2 separate regions of the Homo sapiens genome follow, and region 2 is linked to region 1. Evidence: chromatin loops called from intact Hi-C (ENCODE). Cell type or tissue: heart left ventricle. All regions are shown on one strand. Each heading gives the region's core, and the rest is flanking DNA. Links, peaks and the distances in the headings are about the cores only. Region 1 overlaps RSRC1 (arginine and serine rich coiled-coil 1). Region 2 holds the start of UC.134 (long non-coding RNA uc.134).

Region 1 (10,632 bases), core at 1,700-9,699:
CAACAGATGCTTAATATATGACTCAATGAATACTGCCAAGAAGTCAGAAAGTAAAGATACACTTCATAACCCAGATTTAGAGAATCATAGAAATTGTCCTATCATTCCATTTGTTAACATTCCAACAGACTGTAGGAGAAGCAGACAGATACATTATTCTTTTTGGGCCATTTAATAACATTATTAAAAATTAAGACCTATAAGTTAAGCAGCTGAATGCTTATGTACGATTAATAAAAACATAAAACCATGCAAGAGATTTCACTTCAAACACCTGAAAGTGATTTCTCTAATATTTATTTTCTTTCATTTTTTTTCTTATGAGATGGAGTTTTGCTCATGTTGCCCAGGCTGGAATGCAATGGGGTGATCTCGGGTCTCTGCAAGCTCTGCCTCCTGGGTTCAAGCAATTCTCCTACCTCGGCCTCCCAAGTAGCTGGGATTACAGGCAGCGCCACCACACCCAGCTAATTTTGTATATTTATTAGAGATGGGGTTTCACCATGTTCGTCAGGTTGGTTTCAAACTCCTGACCTCAGGTGATCCACCCACCTCAGCCTCCCAAAGTGCTGGAATTACAGGCATGAGCCACTGCGCCCAACTGGTTTCTCTAATATTTCTGAAACATGCTATAGAATCTGGTGTGGATTTGTGTGTGTGTGCACACGTGCATGTGTGGGCAAATGTACTTTTAAGCAGAAATTGGGAGATTTATAGATAACAGCTTAATTAAAATGTAAATTTCAATAATTTAAATTTTCAATAATTTTGGTTCGTTTGGGAAAGGTATGCCTGAACTACTTCTTTATCTTGTCCAAAGATCCCCTGGAGACTGAAAACTAAGCAAAGAAATTTAGACTACTTTTCTCAGAGGTATTGACTTGGAACAGCATCATCTGTGCAATGCAGGTTCATTAGAAGCAATCATCTTTCCAAGAAAGGGCTCTCTAAGAACAATCAGAAAATCTCATTTTCCTTAGCATGACCTACGAGATCCTTCACCAAGTGGTTCTCACTCATTTTTCCCAGTCTGCCACTTCATCTCATATCCTTTACACTTCAAACACGAAGAACTTTTTCCAACTTGCTACATATACCACACTCTTTCACAATTATGTGCCTTTTTAAAAAATTTTATTTTAAGTTCTGGGACACATGAGTAGAACGTGCAGGTTTGTTACATAGGTATACACGTGCCATGGTAGTTTGCTGCACCTATCAACCCATCATCCAGATTTTAAGCACCGCATGCATTAGGTATTTGTCCCAGTGCTCTCCCTCCCCTTGCCTTTTTTGTGCTCTAGGTTTGGAAGGCATTACTTACTCTTGAAATACTACAATTTTTGAGTCTCTCTTCTTAACTCTAGACAGAGCTAGTTGCTCTTGTCGTACATGCACTTTGGCAGTAGTCCTATCACACTGTAACCTTTTTTTATTATTTTTAAATTTTTATTGTACTTCAAGTTCTAGGGTACATGTGCACAACGTGCAGGTTTGTTACATAGGTATACATGTGCCATGTTGGTTTGCTGCACCCATCAACTCAACATTTACATCAGGTATTTCTCCTAATGCTATCCCTCTCCTAGCCCCCCACCCCACAACAGGCCCCAGTGTGTGATGTTCCCCGTCCTGTGTCCATGTGTTCTCATTGTTCAACTCCCACCTATAAGTGAGAACATCAGGTGTTTGGTTTTCTGTCCTTGCGATAGTTTCCTGAGAATGATGGTTTCCAGCTTCATCCATGTCCCTACAAAGGACATGAACTCCTCCTTTTTTATGGCTGCATAGTATTCCATGGTGTATATGTGCCATATTTTCTTTATCCAGTCTATCATTGATGGACATTTGGGTTGGTTCCAAGTCTTTGCTATTGTGAATAGTGCCGCAATAAACACATGTGTGCATGTGTCTTTATAGCAGCATGATTTATAGTCCTTTGGGTAGATACCTAGTAATGGGATTGCTGGGTCAAATGGTATTTCTAGTTCTAGATCCTTGAGGAATTGCCACACTGTCTTCCACAATGGTTGAACTAATTTACACTCCCACCAACAGTGTAAAAGTGTTCCTATTTCTCCACATCCTCTCCAGCACCTGTTGTTTCCTGACTTTTTAATGATCGCCATTCTAACTGGTGTGAGATGGTATCTCATTGTGGTTTTGATTTGCATTTCTCTGATGGCCAGTGATGATGAGCATTTTTTCATGTGTCTTTTGGCTGCATAAATGTCTTCTTTTGAGAAGTGCCTCTTCATATCCTTCGCCCACTTTTTGATGGGGTTGTTTTTTTCTTATAAATTTGTTGGAGTTCATTGTAGATTCTGGATATTAGCCCTTTGTCAGATGAGTAGATTGCAAAAAATTTTCCTATTCTGTAGGTTGCCTGTCACTCCGATAGTAGTTTCTTTTGCTGTGCAGAAGCTCTTTAGTTTAATTAGATCCCATTTGTCAATTCTGGCTTTTGTTGCCATTGCTTTTGCTGTTTTAGACATGAAGTCCTTGCCCATGCCTATGTCCTGAATGGTAATGCCTAGGTTTTCTTCTAGGGTTTTTATGGTTTTAGGTCTAACATTTAGGTCTTTAATCCATCTTGAATTAATTTTTGTATATGGTGTAAGGAAGTGATCCAGTTTCAGCTTTCTACATATGGCTAGCCAGTTTTCCCAGCACCATTTATTAAATAGGGAATCCTTTCCCCATTGCTTGTTTTTGTCAGGTTTGTCAAAGATCAGATGGTTGTAGATGTGTGGTGTTATTTCTGTGGCCTCTGTTCTGTTCTATTGGTCTATATATCTGTTTTGGTACCAGTATCACGCTGTTTTGGTTACTGTAGCCTTGTATTATAGTTTGAAGTCAGGTAGCATGATACCTCCAGCTTTGTTCTTTTTGCTTAGGATTGTCTTGGCTATGTGGTTTCCTTTTTGGTTCCATATGAACTCTAAAGTAGTTTTTTCCAATTCTGTGAAGAAAGTCATTGGCAGCTTGATGGGGATGGCATTGTATCTATAAATTACCTTGGACAGTGTGGCCATTTTCATGACATTGATTCTTTCTATCCATGAGCATGAAATATTCTTCCACTGGTTTGTGTCCTCTCTTATTTCCTTGAGCAGTGGTTTGTAGTTCTCCTTGAAGAGGTCCTTCACATCCCTTGTAAGTTGGATTCCTAGGTATTTTATTCTCTTTGTAGCAATTGTGAATGGGAGTTCACTCATGATTTGGCTCTCTGTTTGTCTGTTACTGGTGTATAGGAATGCTTGTGATTTTCGCACATTGATTTTGTATCCTGAGACTTTGCTGAAGTTGTTTATCAGCTGAAGGAGATTTTGGGCTGAGATGATGGAGTTTTCTAAATATACAGTCATGTCATCTGTAAACAGGGACAATTTGACTTCCTCTTTTTCTAATTGAATACCCTTTATTTCTTTCTTTTGCCTGATTGCCCTGGCCAGCACTTCCAACACTATGTTGAGTAGGAGTGGTGAGAGAGGGCATCCTTGTCTTGTGCTGGCTTTCAAAGGGAATGCTTCCAGTTTTTGCCCGTTCAGTATGATATTGGCTGTGAGTTTGTCATAAATAGCTCTTATTATTTTATTTTGAGATATGTTCCATCAATACCTAGTGTACTGAGAGTGTTTAGCATGAAGAGCTGTTGAATTTTATTGAAGGCCTTTTCTGCACTATGGAGATAATTATGTGGTTTTTGTCACTGGTTCTGTTTATGTGATGGATTCCGTTTATTGATTTGCATATGTTGAACCAGCCTTGCATCCCAGGGATGAAGCTGACTTGATCATGGTCAATAAGCTTTTTGAGGTGCTGCTGGATTCGGTTTGCCAGTTATACTGTAACCATTTATTTAACATATTTGTTTCTTATTCACATTTGCCTCCTCAAAACTCAGCCCAGTGCCAATGTGTGCTTACTAAATTAACCATTATTAAACCATTTTCAATTTTAGAAAAGGAAATAAAATACTTGTGAGAAAATAAGCTATAATAGGTGAAAACACTTATTCCATCAAAATAGCAAATAGCAAAATATTACTTATTTATACTGATTTCTGGTTACATATAACACACTACCCCGGGAATTTGGTAGGATAGTATATTCTTCAGATCCCCATCCAAAGGTTTTTTTTTTTGTGTGTGTGTACATCTATAAAAAGAATTGGAAGACGTTTCTTCAATATGGCCTCTTCTATAGAATTATCTATTAATCTAGCCATAAAATGAATTACTATGAGGTATTATAGCAGAGATATTTAAAGAATGGATTCTGAAGCCAGACTGTCTCGGTTTGAATCCTGGCTCTATCCATTACTAGCTATGAGATCTGCAACAAGTATCTTAATCTCTCTGTGTCTTAGTTAACTCATCTGAAATTGTATTGATAATAATACTTCCATCATAAGCCACAGGGTTATTGTAAAAGTTGAATGAGTTCATATATGCCAACCACTCACAATAGTATTATAGCCCAGGGTAGCATATTGTATTTATATAAAATATACAATATTATCTATATACCTTTATAGATATTAGCTTTTAAATATAGTAATTATTGTTTAAAATGCATGTGTCTGTTCTATTTATGATATAATTTGTACACTTAAAAAATCAATGTACAAATTTCTAGTAATGAATCCTTTTCTTACAACAAAATTTCATTTAGGGAAATATGTACTAAGTATATGTAAAGTGGTTTCTCCAATATTTCCGAGAAATTGTATAGAATCTGGTGTGTATATATGTATGTGTGCATGCATGCACGTGTGGGCACATGTACTTTTAAGCAGACTACTGCTGAATCTTTTTCACTTTATAATTTGAGAAGATATATATATATATTTTTAAAGTTTCTGGAGATGCTGTGTCACAACTACAAATTTAGCTCTGTAGTTCATACTTGCTTTATCTACACTCATAATATTCAACAACACTAATTGTTGCTCCATGATGCATTGCCCTATTATCTCAGTCCACATTAATTCCTCCTCTTAGGTCTGAGAAAACTGTATTTTTCTACTATAGCCAATTGAACAAGTGTCTTTCTTCCCCACTAGACTGCCAACTACTTGAGGTCCGATATCTTACTGATTTTAGCATAGTGTCATATCAGACATGGCTCATTAGCTCCTCGATAAATGTTTATTGAACTAAAGTAAAAATTAACTCACAAAATGATGACTCTGAGGAATGTTAATACATTAAAGATTTAATTCTGTTCATGTTACTTAAATGTTTTAGAAACATTTAAGACAAGAAAGGACATTCTGAGATTTATCAGTGTCTCAAAAAATTACATTAATTAGTACATTCCATTCTAGCCATATGAATATTAATATTCAGATATAAAATCTGGCATAACTCCTCAAAACTTCTCTTTTTAAGATATATGTGTGGATATATAAAACACACATCTTCTAGTTAAAAGAAGTTAAAACCTCATCTTCTAGTTAAAAGATGTATGTTTTAACTAGAAGATGTACGTTTTATATATCTGCACTCATGTATAAACATGCTTATCTACAATTTTCTAAGCGTAAAGTCTTCCCTTACTAAAAAATTCATTTAGGGTATAATTCAATATTAAAAATTAGAAATATATACTTTCAAAGTGAAAGTAAATATATACCTTTAAATTATATATCTTTATCTTTATAGCACATATATTTATATCTATATCTTTATAGCACATATTTAAGAGCAGTAAATCTTATGAATTTTCAGAGTAATCATATGTCAAATCAAATAAAAATCTTCAGAACTATAGTTACAGCCACCACAAGTCCTATATTTCCTCATACACAACAAATTTAGATACATAAGGAACAATTTTCTCCTACTGGATAAATTATTTTTTCTATTTTTTTACATTAGGTACTTTTTATTACATCAACATAAAACAATGACACTGACAATAGTATTATTTTATCTTGTGTCAGCATTCTGAAAGCATGACCTTGAAATTTAATATTATTAAAAATTAAGACCTACAAGTTAAGCAGCAGAATGCTTGTGTAGTATTAATTAAAAAAAATGCAAGAGATTTCACTTCAAACACTTGAAACACAAATTTTAAAAAAATAGATAAATAGAAGCTTTAACACAGTGTTCTTTCAAACTACAAATCAGTCAGTCTAGCATTACACAACATTACTATTTTCATTTCAAAGCATAAGTGTGGCACAAGTTATTTTACCAATATTTTTGATTTATGATAAAAGAAAACCTCATTAAATAAAAAACACTTAATGAGTTTGAGATCCTTAAAATATTTTGTACAGTCTTCAATCTAATTTCATCCCATCTCTTTTCAGTACTTTGAATGTTACTCCAGAATGTACTTTCATTTGGTAAAATCTTGTATTTACAACTGGAAGAGCATAATTAAAAACTTTACCCCCATGTGATGTCTTTTGTTCAAGGCAATGCCTTCAGAATTGAGCATAAGTATTCATATTTTTACTAATAATATTTCAGTCTTCAAAAATTTACCAAAATATGATGAAAAGTCAATGTTAGTGGGGTTAGAGCTTTCTTTTTTTCTTTTGTGAATTTCTTACAGGTGTAATGAGCAGGAGCTAAGTGTAACACACATTGCAAGTTGGGTATAGTGTGGTAAATATACAGCACCCGAGTTTCGCTAGGTGGCGCAAAAAGAATAATGTATCTGTCTGCTTCTTCTGTCTGTTGGAATGTTAACAAATGGAATGACAGAGGACAAAGTACCCAATATCGGTGTTTGTAGAATTCTTATCCAAACTAGAATGTTTCTTAATCTATTTTTACTAGAATATAATTCCTTTATAATAAAATAATTTTTAGCACAAAGTAAACTTCAGCACGATGAATAGCTTTCCATTTTTTTTCACTGGATATTTTGAACACTAAAACAGAAAATGTCAGGCTTTTTTGGGAAGACACTGTAAATAAAGAATTAGAAAAATTGACATTACCTTACTGAAACCCTACCTAAAAGCATCACCTAATGTATAAGTGAAAATTGCTAGCAAATTACTTCTTACAGCTATAAAAGAATATGTGAATTTTATAATTTATAACATTTTGGAAGTTCTCATATGAAGATTTTTAAACATCACAGAGTAGAGCTGAAAGGGAATGGCCTCGGAATCGGGAAAACTGGATTTTAGTTTTAGCATAGCAGTGATCTAATTGTGATCTGAGCTGCTATTTCTTAAATAGTCAACTAAGAGCTGGATTTGATTAGTTTTAACGTCTTTGGAGTTTCAAAAAATCATTCTAGACTCTCTAAGAATGAGTGACAATATTATTCTGCCAAGAGATAACTTTATTTTATTTAACATTTTTCAGAGAATAAAGTTTAAATATATATTCTGCTTTAATAGGGGTCAAAACAAAGATTAAAATTTGAATAATCTTAGCAGATATTACAACCAACATTAAGTGGAAAATACAATTAAGATCAGCAATCCATCTAACAAAAATTATGTCTAGAGATATATTTGTTCTTCTCTTTCTAGATAGGATGATTTTTAGAATTGTTTTTAGATATTTGGACAGATTTTAGATAGATTTAACTTTCAAACCATTATTATTCAATCTGGGCTTTATAAATGTAGTTCTCTATCTGCAATACACTCAGAGCTTCCCAACTATTTAGCTACTACTAAGTAATATGTGTGCTAAAATATCATCCTCTCAGCCCTCCAGACAACCAGGCAGGGTCTGAGGTGGCTGGAGTTTGAGAGCAGTAGCCTTTGGCCAAGAGCAGCCTCACCAGTTTAACCTGGTGTACCAACGAAATATATCCTTTTGCATTTCATGACATGAGAAAGATTGAGAAGCATTGTACTGTAGCATCTCTGTATTACCTTATTTTTGCCTCTAATAACTTACTTGGGGAGACCTTTGGAAAAATAAAAATGACTCACTTTCTCCAAAGTAACCTGGAGAATTTCAAGTTTTCAATAATTGCACAATTTCTGGCTGAAATTAATTTCACAAAACAATATAAATACTGATGACTAATAATTCAGAGTATTTTGCCACAAGAAAAAATACGTATAGTTTCTGTGTTAAATAAGCTAATTTATCTAAAACCTATTTAATAGTAAGCAAGCACAGCATTACGTGATGTTATATAGTATGTTCTTGGCTCATCAATTTTAACACTGAATGAAATTGCTACTGATTTTTTAAGTGATCTTTTTTCTCTGTTTTAATATAGAGGACTAAATATAACTTATAAGGAAAAAGGTATATAACAATTTCAAGTGTTATTAAATTAACTTACGAAGCATCACATGAACATATAATTATCTAAGTTGAATTTCTGTTGTTAGTTTGAAAATATATTTTGTAAGTAACTATAGTATATATACATAGACTCACTCTGTGTGTGTATATATATATAGTATTTCTAGATAAATGTCTTCATTTTATTCATAAGATGAAGGCTACAAATGATGTCAATGCTACAAATTATGTAAAGGATATAATGCCTGATATTATGAGAAATATGTGACATGCAATATGCAATATTTTAGGCTAGTTTATATTTCATGGATAGTACTAAATTTAGAAACAGTATGTGAATGAAATTTGTTAATCTAAAATCTTCATAAAAAGTCTCAGTTCTTTCAAAACTACGAAAGCTAACCTCAATTCAAAATGAGTTAAATATTAAACAAACTTCTCCAGAGGAAGAGACTGCAGATAGCTTTGTCAGTGTTATCAGTGAGATTAACATTCTAGTCATAGATTTTTGAGGAAAAAAAATAGTACACCAAGGAGGGACAATGGCTGCCAGGAAGCAAAGGTAAAAATCGACAGATAAAATTCAGTAATAGCAATCAGTGCAAAACTCCCCATAGACTCTCTTATGTCCTGGTTACTGCCTACTGTATTAAGACTGCCTTTCTCATCACTTAATGCTTATTTTCATCACTTTGCTTAAAATATTGATAATCAATTAGAGCTACGTCTGTTTTGCCACAGAATCTGTGTCACAGTCTATCAGACTGTCAGGGCCAATTCAATCCTCATTCAAAGTTAATTTTTTCTTCATAAATCTGCCTTTGGAGGAGTCATTAGGCGCAGAACATAGCCGGAGGTGCAATCACCTATTCTCTTTCATTAGTGGCAGGCAGAGAAGGTGAGGGAGATTATTAGAACTTTGGAATGATCACAAAGCAGCGTGCTGCCTGTCAGATCCCCCCAACATTTAATTCATCTAGCCAACTCACCAGCACTCTTTGCCAACAGTTTTAAATGGACATTATTCATGAACATCTGTGACATGCTGAATATTCTGAACTGGAAATGATGAAAAAGCAATGCCCCTTTTGACTTTAAAATTAATTCTATGGTCAAAACAATTAAGTATATAACAAACATGTTTTGTGATGTTATTTTTGGTCATCTAAGATATATTTCAGAGGCAAAACAATTTACTTAAGTTATAACACAAATGTATAAGGGGAAATTAATGCCTAAAAATCAACATTCTCAGTATTAAACAATTTAGAAAATCCTATTTTACCTACATTAGGAATGACCAGAATTTCTCCCCAAAGAGGTATTTAAAATTCACAATATTTAAATATTTATTTAATGTGAAATCTTGTTAAGCAACATACCACAAAATGAAATAACTCAAAAGGATTTAATATAGGACCAATTAAATAAAAAATATTCTATTTGAAATTTTCATTGCCACCACTTTTTTTAGTACTACACGTCTTCATTATAAGCAGTGTATTGTGGTAAAGTTAATAGAGAAACTTAGTCTAATTTTAAAAATAGGCAGAATAAATGAAAAGAAAACTTTCTAAATAACTTATTTTCATTTTAAAATCTACCATTAATTTTTTCAAAAAAAGAAAATCTGGGTTGTTTCAAATGCTTTGTTCTTTGAGTGTGCTGCCTTTTATTATTTGGAATAGAAAATTTATGTTAGCTGTTAAGATGGAGATTACAGAGGTTCCTTGTTAGATCTAATTTTGTGGAGATTTATCTTTAAGTTATTTAAACATTTACTCAGAATACCAAGCTGATGACATCAAGATTTTAAATGCTATTATCAAAACCACAGTGTTCTAGCAATGTAAAACAATTATTAAAGATTAGCTTCAGGAAATAGCTGTACCAGTATTTCCCAAACTGTTCCACACAATGAGGTGCTAAAAGGGTTTTGTGGTCAAATATATTTGGAAAATACTTAGTTGGACAAAATTAAGCTATTTCTTTACTGTACAACTCATCAGAATCTACAATATGCTAATGTGTCTTGTGACTCTTTAAAAGGGAAATAAAATATGGTGACTCTCAAACTTACTTGACTATAGAACCATTTTTTGATACCACCAAAATAGCAACAAAGAGTTTTCCTAACCTTTTCAGGTTAACAATTCCTCTTCAGTCCACACTGGATGTGATATTTTACATCTTGTTAATTCAAAAAATATTGGTTAAGCACATACTATATACTGTACCAGGTACTGTGGTAGGTAATACAGTTATAATAGTGAATGAAACATGATCTCAATATGCTCATAGTGTGGTACAGAAAAGAGTTTATTTGTAGTTTGTCTTCCCACTGTGAGTCCTTTGAGAATGAAGAGGGTATCTTATTCATATCTGT
Region 2 (10,632 bases), core at 1,096-9,095, 89 kb before region 1:
CGCTGAGCACTTCACATGGATTACCTCATTTAAATATCATGACCATGAGGAATAATACTGTTACCCTCATTGTAAAGATGAGAAACTGAGGCTAATAAATAACTTGGTGACAGCCACATGGCTAGTTGGTGGTACAACTGGGATTCAACCCCTGAATTGTGACTAGTCATCTTCCAGTCAAATGAATTCTTTACCCACTCCTGCCAAGCAACAATTTATTTTTTCCCCACTCCATCCATTTATAATAAGTAATAAATATTCTTGATATTGTCCTTATTCTGCATTTTAATGCTTACTCATTCAGTAAAATACAGTGTAGCTTTATTTGTAGGATATATATATATATATATATACACACACACATACATATATACATAAAATATATATATTTTATATAATATCTTACTCTTCTGGCATTATCTTGAACTAGATTACAGATGTGCATTTTCAGAATCTTTCACATTTGAAATTTTTAAAGGGATATATATATATATCACATCTAGAAAACCTTTGTAAATGAATTTAAAAAGTTTCTAAAAACCTAGCATTTTTTTCCCTTAAGCCTGCAAACAACCTAAGTAGGAAATTGTCACTTTAAGCTGCTCTTTATTTACTGTTCAGCAATTGTTACAAAAAACAAGAATGGTTTCCATGAATTTGGTTAAACCAACAACCACTACATAGTCCCAAAATATAGACTACTGCCTTATGCTTATTGCAAATGTAATCAACATTGATAGTCAAATCCACTTTAATAGAGTGGTAAGAATTCATAATCCCAACAAAACTAAAGCTACTGGAAGTTTTCTTATTTTAATAGGGTAGGAAAAAGGAATATAATTTGATGTATACCAGATTAATAGGTCAGAATACAGATTCTGCAGTTGCTGTTTGCTGTCCATTTTAATTCTAGAATCCTTATCGACTCTAATTAAAATTCTGTAGATGGAAGAGTTGTATGTTTCTAAGGAACTTGCAGTGAATGCTGTCTGCCAGCCATCTCTAAACACCCCATAACCACACACAACTCGCCTGTCAGGAGAGCTAATGCAGACATCGCAGGGCACACCACATTTGTCACTGTGGCTAATATCAGAGATACGCAGCTCTTTTTTCTTAGCACACAAAAGCAAGATATGTAATTCAATGCTCAATTTACCCTTGTCTCGCAGGAGATTTTTCCCCGCTAATTGATAGAAATTAAGCCATTAATCAAGCCACTAGCCATCATTCAAACCAGGAAAGATGAATACAAACTTTCATCATAACCACCTTCCCCATTTTAGTGTTCATTAGCATTAATTTTTAATGCAATTATGCTATTCTTTTACGCTGAGCTCATAAATTACTGCTCTTTTGTTGCTGGCTGGCCTTGTAAAATCCAAACTAATGCTTTGTGCTCTGATCTTAAAGGCAATTACTAGGTTCTTCTATCTTTTATATCTTTGCATCCCCAATAACCTTTATATATAATGAACATCCATGACTGACTATGCCTGTTTTTTTAATGCCTCTATGTAAATCTCTATGAATATATAAATGTAGTCAAATGTGTCTAAAATAAACATATATATACACATACCACATACATTACAAAATACACACATTAATATAAAAAATCTCACAAATTCATATTGAAGTTCAGGTTCAAATATAAAGATATTGTTATGATTTCTCATGATAAAAATGTAATGCATTATTGTATAGAAGTTATACTTTTTATAATGAATTAGGGAAAAGAGGAATATTAATTGTGGCTAATTATTATACATATTTGCAAGGGTGGAACAGCTACTAAAAACAGAAATAATAACTTTGAATTTCAAAACCCCTTAGTTCTTTACCCAGGTTTACTGTCTCATGTTTAAATCCTTATTTTTAAAAAATTGTGTTGAAACTTGAAAATCAATGAGAAGGAAATGAGGAGTATCAGAAGATTGGAAAAACCACTTATCTAAAGGTGTGTTTTTATAAGCACATATAATAACTCCAGAGTCTTATATTTTACAAAGTGGATGTATTGGTTTATTAGAGGATGGTAGTAAAATGAAAAGAGTTTCCAGAAATAAATATTGAACCCAGAGGCAACATATCTACTTAGTTCTCTATTCTAGAGAAGGCAACAAGATGTATTCTGCTTATATTCACCAAAAAGCATTGATTAGGGTCACTCCTATGTGCAAAGGAGATTTAAAAAAAAATCTCCAACTCTCTTCTTGCATCATCCCATTAATGTCTTTGCCTCTGTTTGCAAGTTTTTATGTCTGGCCACCCACTAGCTAGAGAAAGGGTACATGTATGGCATTAAGATTAATGAACTAAAACTTGCTGGAAGATGTTAGCAGTGCTGATGATGTTGGTGCCAGCCCAGTCAGCTTGGAGTTACATAGTTGCAACCTACCCCTAACACCATGGGGCTGGGAGTATATTCAGAAGCGGCGAGTATATTCAGAAGTCTTCTACCAGTAAAAAAAAAAAAAAAAAAAAAAAGATTTTGAACTATTAACTTCTTAAGATATAGATACGGTGATGACTGACTTGAATTAATCTTTTATTTCCTCTCATGGTTAATTCTTTACTAGTTTTCATCTTTAATAAAAAGTCCTACATGGATTAGAAGCAGTTAGGCTAAATTCTATAATGACTGGATTCCCTGAACCAGGGGACTTATTATGCAAGGAAAAGCAGACAGCTTAAGTCCAAGTCTTTTGTGATCTGTTCTTTTGTGATGTCAGAAGCAAATGGATACCTAACATAATTGTATTTGAACATTAGTCAGTATAAAGTTATGAGTTCTAATGTCTCTTCTTGTAAGCATATTATGTTTCGGCTCATAAGCTTAGAGAAAATAGTCTATGGCCCCATGTGCCTTAATTTCTCTGAACAGAGCCAATAAAAACACTGGGGTTCAGAAATAGGAAATTAATTTAGTTAACATGTATTTATGCCAGGTGCTAGGCTAGGTGTTGGAGATTTCTGGTTGAGATTTCCAGTTGCTCTCTCAGAGTTCATTGGCAAATCAAACTAATTCTTATTTAGAACTTTTATCTGCAAGCAGTTAAGATCTGACTATACAGTGGGTAGGAACAGGGATTTGTTGTGTTTGCAAGTGCCTTAGCATGTTTCACTTGATCCTAATTTTTGGTAATACGTAATATACTCATTTCTAAGTTTAAGATATACTATTAGAGCTAGATTTTGGATATGAAACCAAGTCTTAGTACTTCAAACATCCTCTACGCTTCCCATTGCACTAGGCTGCTCTGTAGCCTTTCAATCTTTGATAACCTTACATGATTAATAGTTATGATTTTACGTGCTTATTTTATCAATTTTATGTACAACTTTGATCCTTTAAACAGAGGTGGGGTAGGGAGGATGGTAGAAGATGTGAGATGATGTTAATTTCTCTTTTCTAAAAGCAGAGTATTTTGCTATATCAATAATGAAGTGCATCATATAAAATCATAAGGTTTAAAGAAACCACCAAATACTTCAAATTGCACTTACAATATTAGCTTTACTGAAGTATAATTTATCTATAACTGTGCCTATCAAAGCATACAATTTGGTGAGTTTTGGTACATGTTAATTCTGTGTTACCACTACAACAATCAATATATAGAACATGTCCATTGTTACCAAGAATTTTCTTGTGTCTCTCTGTAGTCAATTTCTATCTCTACCCTGACCCCCAGACAACCACAGATCTGCTTCCTGCCACTTTAGATTAGTCTGCATTTTCTAGACTTCCATATAAATTGCATACTCTTTTATATCTGATGTCTTTCACTCAGCATAACGTTTCTGAGATAAATCCATGTTGTTGGGTACATCTGTGGTAATGCTAGTAGAATTCTATTATATGAATATCTGCAATTTTTAAAATCTATTCACCTGCAGATGAACATTTGGGTTGTTTCCAGGTTCTGGCTTTTGAGAATAAGGTTGCTATAACATTCATGTACAACTCTTTGTGTGAACATGTTTTTATTTCTCTTGGATAGTAAATACTGCCCTAGTACTGAAATAGTTGGGTTGTATGGTAGACATATGTTTAACTTTGTAAGACACTGCCAAACTGATTTCCAAAGTGGTTATACCATTTTATGTTCCCAACAGCAGTGTAGAAGAGTACTGGTGCTCTACATCTTCATCAACAGTTGGCGTTATCAGATTTTTAACTCACAGCCATTCTAATTGGTGTAATGTATTTCACTGCTGTTTTAATTTGCATTTCTCTGATGACTAATGATATTCAGCATTTTCTTCATAAGATTATTGGCCATCCTTTCTTTTCTGAATGATCTGTTGAAATCTTTTCTTCATTGTTTAATTGGTTGTTTGTCTTATTGAGTTATGAGTTCTTTATATATACGGAATTGAAGTCCTTTGTTAATACATATTGCTAATATTTGCTTCCATTCTATGACTTGCCTTTTTGTTTCTTAATGGTATCTTTCAAAGAATAAAACTTTTTAAGTTTAAGGAAGTATAATCTATCATTTTAAAAAATGGTTTGTGCTTTTTGTGTCTTATCCAAAAAATCTTTGCATACTCAAGGCTGCAAAAATTTTCTTCTAGAAGTTCTATAGTTTTAGCTTTTATAATTAGGTTTATAATACATTTCAAGCTAATTCTTATGGGTCCCGCATTTTTCTGCTGTGAAACTAAAGCTAATTCTTATGTATGATGTGAGGTAAGGGTCAATGTTTCTTTTCCTCAGTAAGAATATCCAGTTTTTTCAGTCGCATTTGTTGAAAGACTTTCCTTTCCCAATTGAATTGCCTTGGTAGTTTTGTTGAAAATTAATTGATCATATACATGAGGGTTGAGCAAGGTCTCTCTACCCTGCTCCATTGTTCTATATAAGGGGTCTTAAAAAGTTCATGGAAAATGTACATTATAGAAAAACGGTATGGATTTCAATTTTGTCTGCACCAAAATAAACTTGAATTAACTCGTCATAACATGTCTGAACAGGATCTAGTTTGAGGGACTAAGAAGGGTAAGACATCAGTTTGAAAAGAATCCTTATCAGAATATGAATTCTGCAAAGATTGAAGCAAGAACAAACATTAAATTTATAATGAAGCTTGGGTGAAAGAATGGTGAAATCATTGATGCCTTATGATAAGTTTATGTGGACAATGCCCCAAAGAAATCAGCAGCTTACAAATCGTTTTAAGAAGGGATGAGATGATATTGAAGGTGAAGCCTGCAGCAGCAGACCAGGCACATAAATTCGCAAGGAAAAAATTCATCTTAATTGTGCCCTAATTGAAGAGGACTGATAATTAACAACACAAATAGCCAACACCACAGCCTAAACCACAATTCAATTGGTTTAGCTTATGTAATTCTGACTGAAAAATTAAAGTTAAGCAAACTTTCCAATTGATGGGTGCCAAAAATGTTGTGCCCAGATGAGCTGCAGACAAGAGCAGAGATTTCAATGAAAATTACTAACAGGTGAGATGAAATTCTTCAAAGAATTGTAACAGAGGTGAAACATGGCTTTGCCAGTATGATGCTGAAGACAAAGCACAATCAAAGCAATGGCAACCAGGAGGAAGTGGTCCAGTCTAATCAAAAGCAGACTGGTGAAGAGCAAAGGTCATGGCAACACGTTTTTGGGATGCTCAAGGCATTTTCTTGTTAGCTTTCTGGAGGGCCAAAGAACAATACTTATTGAGAATACTTTAAGAAAATTGGCCAAAGCTTTAGCAGGAAAATGTCTGGGAAAGCTTCACCAGAGAGTCCTTCCCCACTATGACCATGCTCCTGCTCATTCCTCTCATCAAACATGGGCAATTTTGTGAGAGTTTTGATGGGAAATCATTAGGCATCCACATTACTGCCCTGATTTGGCTCCTTCTGACTTCTTTTTGTTTCCTAATCATAAAAAATCTTAAAAGGCACCCATTCGTCTTCAGTTAATAATGTAAAAAAGACTTCATTAACATAGTTAAATTCCTAGGACCCTCAGTGTTTTAGGGTTGAACTAAATGGCTGGTATCATTGCTTACAAAAGTGTCTAGACCTTGATGGAGCTTCCATTGAGAGATAAGGTTTATATTTTTTATCTTTTAATTCAATTTCCATGAACTTTTAAAAGTTCCCTCATATGTCTATCCCTATAGTAATATATAGTCTTGATTACTGTAATTTTATACAGTAAGTCTTAAAACAGGGAGTATAGACATCTAACTTTTCTTTTTAAAAATTGCTTTAATTATTCAAGGTTGTTTTCATTTCATGTAAAACTGATTCTGAGTAGAAACTCTGCTCCTACTACTTTATGTTGAGATTTAGCATTAGGATGCAAAGTATTATATATAATAAGATTTAAGTTCAGAAATAAGTTGAAATACAAATGATTAATAAGAGACTTTTCATAGTTTGCTAGGTACAACACTTAAAAAATGCCTATCACTTAAACCAACTTTAAAAATAGTGTCTGGAAATGGATCAATTTATAAAAATGTTATTGCTCACAAATAGATACTGCTATTGCAAATCTTTATTTCTTCTGATTTTAGAGCCAAAAGTTGAGTCATGTTCATGTTACTTTATAAAGTAGTTGCCACATAAGGACATAATGGTCTAAATGACTAAAAACAATGTTGATGCCAAGTTTTTTCTTTTTTGGTCAATGAGTGTAGGCTGGAAAATGTATTCAGGTGTCACTGATGACAGAAAAATCAAAAAGGAGAATAAAGAATGAATGACTAATAGAGAAGGCAACTTTTCAGGGACTTTAAAGAACTTAGGGTGAGCATATATATTTAAGAGTCTGAACCATGAGGGAAAATTCTAACTGTCCAGGGAAAAAAAATGAAGCATGGAGAGATCTCAAATCAAATGGATGAATAATCTGCACTCCTCAAACCATTATTTAAGAAGTAATATACATAAGTATACTAAACTGTGTTCTGAAATCTGCAATTATAATCTCCTTTCCATTTGGTCGTCATTTTGACGCTACTTTATCCTCAATTCAGCTTTTTCTTTCAAAGAAATGCAAATAATATTCTTGGCTTTTAATCAAGACAAGCCCTAAATGCCATATTATCTTTATCATGAAAGTAGGGTACAGCTGGATGCAGCGGCTCATGCCTGTAATCTTAGTGTTTGGAAGGCTGTGGTGGAAGAATCACTTGAGCCCAGGAATTCAAGGCTGCAGTGAGCCGTGATTGTGCCACTGCATTCTAGCCAGGATGACAGAGTGAAACCTGTCTCAAAGGGGAGAAAAAAAAAGTAAAGTAGGCCTTGTGTGTTTTTGTATGTTGAAATACAGTTGGCCAAGCTGTATCAAGGAATATATATGATTATTATTTATTGCTGCTTATTTTGGAGAAGACTGAAATCTTCACAATGTTATGAAAATTATATGATAATAAGACCTATGAATTCTATGCAAAGCTAATTTTTTCAATTAAAATATTCTGGTGAGACAGCTTAATTATTTCATTTAAAAAATTCTACTTCAAGAAAAAAAAGAGTAGCAAACTTTTCAGCTGGAAATCTCAATCAATAACGATCCTACCCTTTATAAAAACAGAGAAAAGTTTCTATATTTTAATGTAATTCTAATACATTATCATATCAATAAAGCAAATCATTCTAGTCCCCACATTTGCTAGATTAAACTGAGACATATATAGAGCCATTCAGATATAGGAAGCATAGCATAAACAAATAAATAAAGGAATTAACAAATGGGAAGTGAGATTATATATTTTAGCCCATTCCTCAGCACCTTTGAAGGAAATCAGCTATAGGAACAATATTATTATTAACCATTAATTTGTTTTTACTAAGTGTTTTTTCATGACAAATACAATGCTTTAAGTCATAAAATTGCAATATAATAAGGCAACTCCAGCTCTATTTACAAGTGAAGTAAGTGACTGTGAATATTAGTGCTCTAAGTTCTAGCTTCACAACTAATGATATAATCTTAGGCAAGTCTTCCCATTAAATTTACATCCTTTTTTTGAGTAAAGATATGGTGTATACTAAAGTGCAAATATGATCTCTGGGCAGAGGTGGCATTTCAGCAGAGGTGAGTTTGTTATTTCATAGAAGAAAACAGGGCCCTGCAACATTGAAAAACTTGGACAAATGAAAAATCCAGAGGATGAGGAACTAATGGAAAGATCAGGATTGTGTGGGTGCTAAACCCTGGGGATAAGGCAGGACAAGGGGTTCCGAAGATGTGGGCAGTAGAAGGAAGGAGAGTAAAGAGACAACAAATAGAACATGTACAACAGTCTTGAACTTCACATGGAGATCTGCTGGTGACTAGCGTGGGATGACAGTGGCTCTAGGGCATAATCTCTAACCATAACAACATAATTTCTAAGCAATCTATTAATATTTCACTTATTTTAATTCTTATGGAGTCATAACATTAACTACCACCAATAGGTGACTAGTCTTCTAAAAATATGTGATCTTCGGGAATGGAGAGATGGTAGTGGCAATCATTCTGTTATGTCTCAAAATTTGGGCAGAAAATGTATTAATCCATACAGATGGAGAAATCTGCAAACCTCTTAGGTATGTTTACCAGTTTGTAGTATCTGTAACTACATAACCAGGGAATAACCAGGGAATTCTAGTTATGTTAGATAAGCATGCCATTTCAATCCAAGCAAAAAATATGGGAATAAAATTCCAACCCATGAAGACTAAGACTGATTATAAATAAAAATTTTATATATACCCACATACATAGACATGCATAACACACTTCTAGGTCTACTTAAACTCATTTAATAATCACAAAACTATCACATAACAATGTTAGCAATAAACATAAACCTTTGAAAATGAAACCACTGCAAATCCACAATTAATTTGAAACATTTCAAGAAGAGTTTTTACAGGCTGACTCAGGGCTTGATCCTGTCAGCCAGATGGACATAGGAGGTCAATATTCCAGAAGCAATAAGACAGTGATTAGGCAGACAGTAAAAACAATTCCCTGGAATCAATTACTGTCCAACACATCAGAAAGTCATTTGACCCAAATACTCAGGAAATGGATTTAAAAGATAATTTTCAGTGTCTCTTTGCTGCCCATTTCTCAAAGTCTTCTATAGTAAACACATTCAAAAAGCCAAGTACTACCTTAAATAATCTCTGACTGCAAATAGTCTGTTCAAAAGTGATGACTACAAGAAGGATTCTTCTAAATAAGACAAGTTTAATTGTTCCTCCATGTGCTGATTGCTAGGAGAACATATTTATTTCTTTGTGTCTGTCTAGTCAGAGACACTGTGAAGCTGTAAGCTTTAAGAAAACCTGATCTTGTCCAAAAGGTTATCAACCACTCTGAAATTCTGCTACAAAATAGAATGGGCCAATTTAATTTTCCAAATTAAATTTGGAAAAGTGGAAGATACTTGTTTACCTCTCATAAGAATTTCTAGAGAGTATTTAAAAACTACCTTTGACTGTCCTTGAAACTACTCAAGGCTGACCTTAATAGAAGGATTCTATTTCTATTTCTTCTCCAGTCCGTCATTCAACAGAAGTGACCACTTCTTCATTCCTGAAACTTTTTTTTCATTTGGCTTCCATGACATCATACACTTCTGGTTTTCCTTTTCCTCACTGGTCACAATTCCTCATTTTTCTCTACTGGCACCTCTAACATTAGAGTACTCCAAGGCTCAATGTAGGCTCCTTTCTCTTCTTTATCTATATTCTCTCTCTAGGTAACATATAGTTATAAACACCATTTGTAGGCTGGTGACCCTCAAATCTTTAGCTCTAGCCTTAACATCTTTCCCAAACTTTAGACTCATATGCCACATCTTCAATTCTTCTCTCTCACCCCTTAAATTCAAAGCATCACTTTTAATTGGCCTCTTAACTCATTTAGAATAAAGTTTACATTTTATGCTCTTACTTACGAAGGCTGGTATAATCTGGCTCCTGCTAAACTCTTTAACCAAATCTCTACCCCTTGCCAAACTGGCCTTCTTCAGGGTTCTTAAGCATTTGAAATTTATTTTTTAGCTTATAATCTTTACAGAAGGTGTTTCCTCCATCTAGAATGCTCTTTGGGTGGCAAGTCCCTCCTTGTTATTCAGATTTTAGCTTAAATGTCAGCTCCTTAGGGAGACCTTCCCAGAGCACTCAGTCTGAACTAGCCACTGGTCCCTTTCTAGCACAAGAGATAGTAAAGAAAACACTGGTCACTCTCTAATACGAGAGAGTAGAGAAACCGCTGGTCACTCTAATGTAAGAGAGTAAAGAAACCAGTTACTTGTGAGGCTATTACAGAAGTCCGGGCAAGAAATGGTGAACACCCAGACCAGGGTTAGCACAGGAGATAAAGATATTTGGGATGTAGAATTAACAAAAATTTGTGGAAGGTAAAAGAATTATGAAAATAAAGGCTGATTTCCAACTTTCTGGATCAAGCAACCAGATAAATGATGGTTCATTCATTACAACGAGAAAGACCTGAATGGGTGTAGTTGAGTTCAGTTTTGAAGATGATAACTTTGAGATGACTATATGTTAAAACAAAAAAAAAGTCTTCAAGTCTGGAGTTCGGAAGAGAGAGCCTGTACTTCAGATAAAAATTTGGAAGTAATAAGTATACATATTCAC

Evidence for each region. A loop is a pair of places that touch in the nucleus more often than their neighbours do. Peaks named below come from ENCODE experiments on the same cell type or tissue, not always from the same donor. Only the 100,000 strongest peaks of a DNase experiment are listed, where the experiment ranks them.
Region 2: a loop joins it to region 1, with 2.5 times the contacts of the local background. A loop is called at or near these places in 11 of 110 quality-filtered maps.

What each region holds. Positions count from the first base shown.
Region 1 is chr3:158,430,633-158,441,264 of GRCh38, reverse strand. All of the region lies in intron 6 of RSRC1 (arginine and serine rich coiled-coil 1), which reads right to left. Among named protein-coding and RNA genes, the nearest start is that of UC.134, 91 kb to the left of the region's middle. In heart left ventricle, for the core only: CTCF peaks have their summits at 6,433 and 6,633; no DNase peak of the experiment used is centred there.
Region 2 is chr3:158,518,936-158,529,567 of GRCh38, reverse strand. The region is part of intron 7 of RSRC1 (arginine and serine rich coiled-coil 1); the gene reads right to left. It overlaps UC.134 (long non-coding RNA uc.134), which reads right to left and starts at 2,860. Exons shown (of 1, transcript NR_148407.1): 1 at 994-2,860. In heart left ventricle, for the core only: no CTCF peak of the experiment used is centred there; no DNase peak of the experiment used is centred there.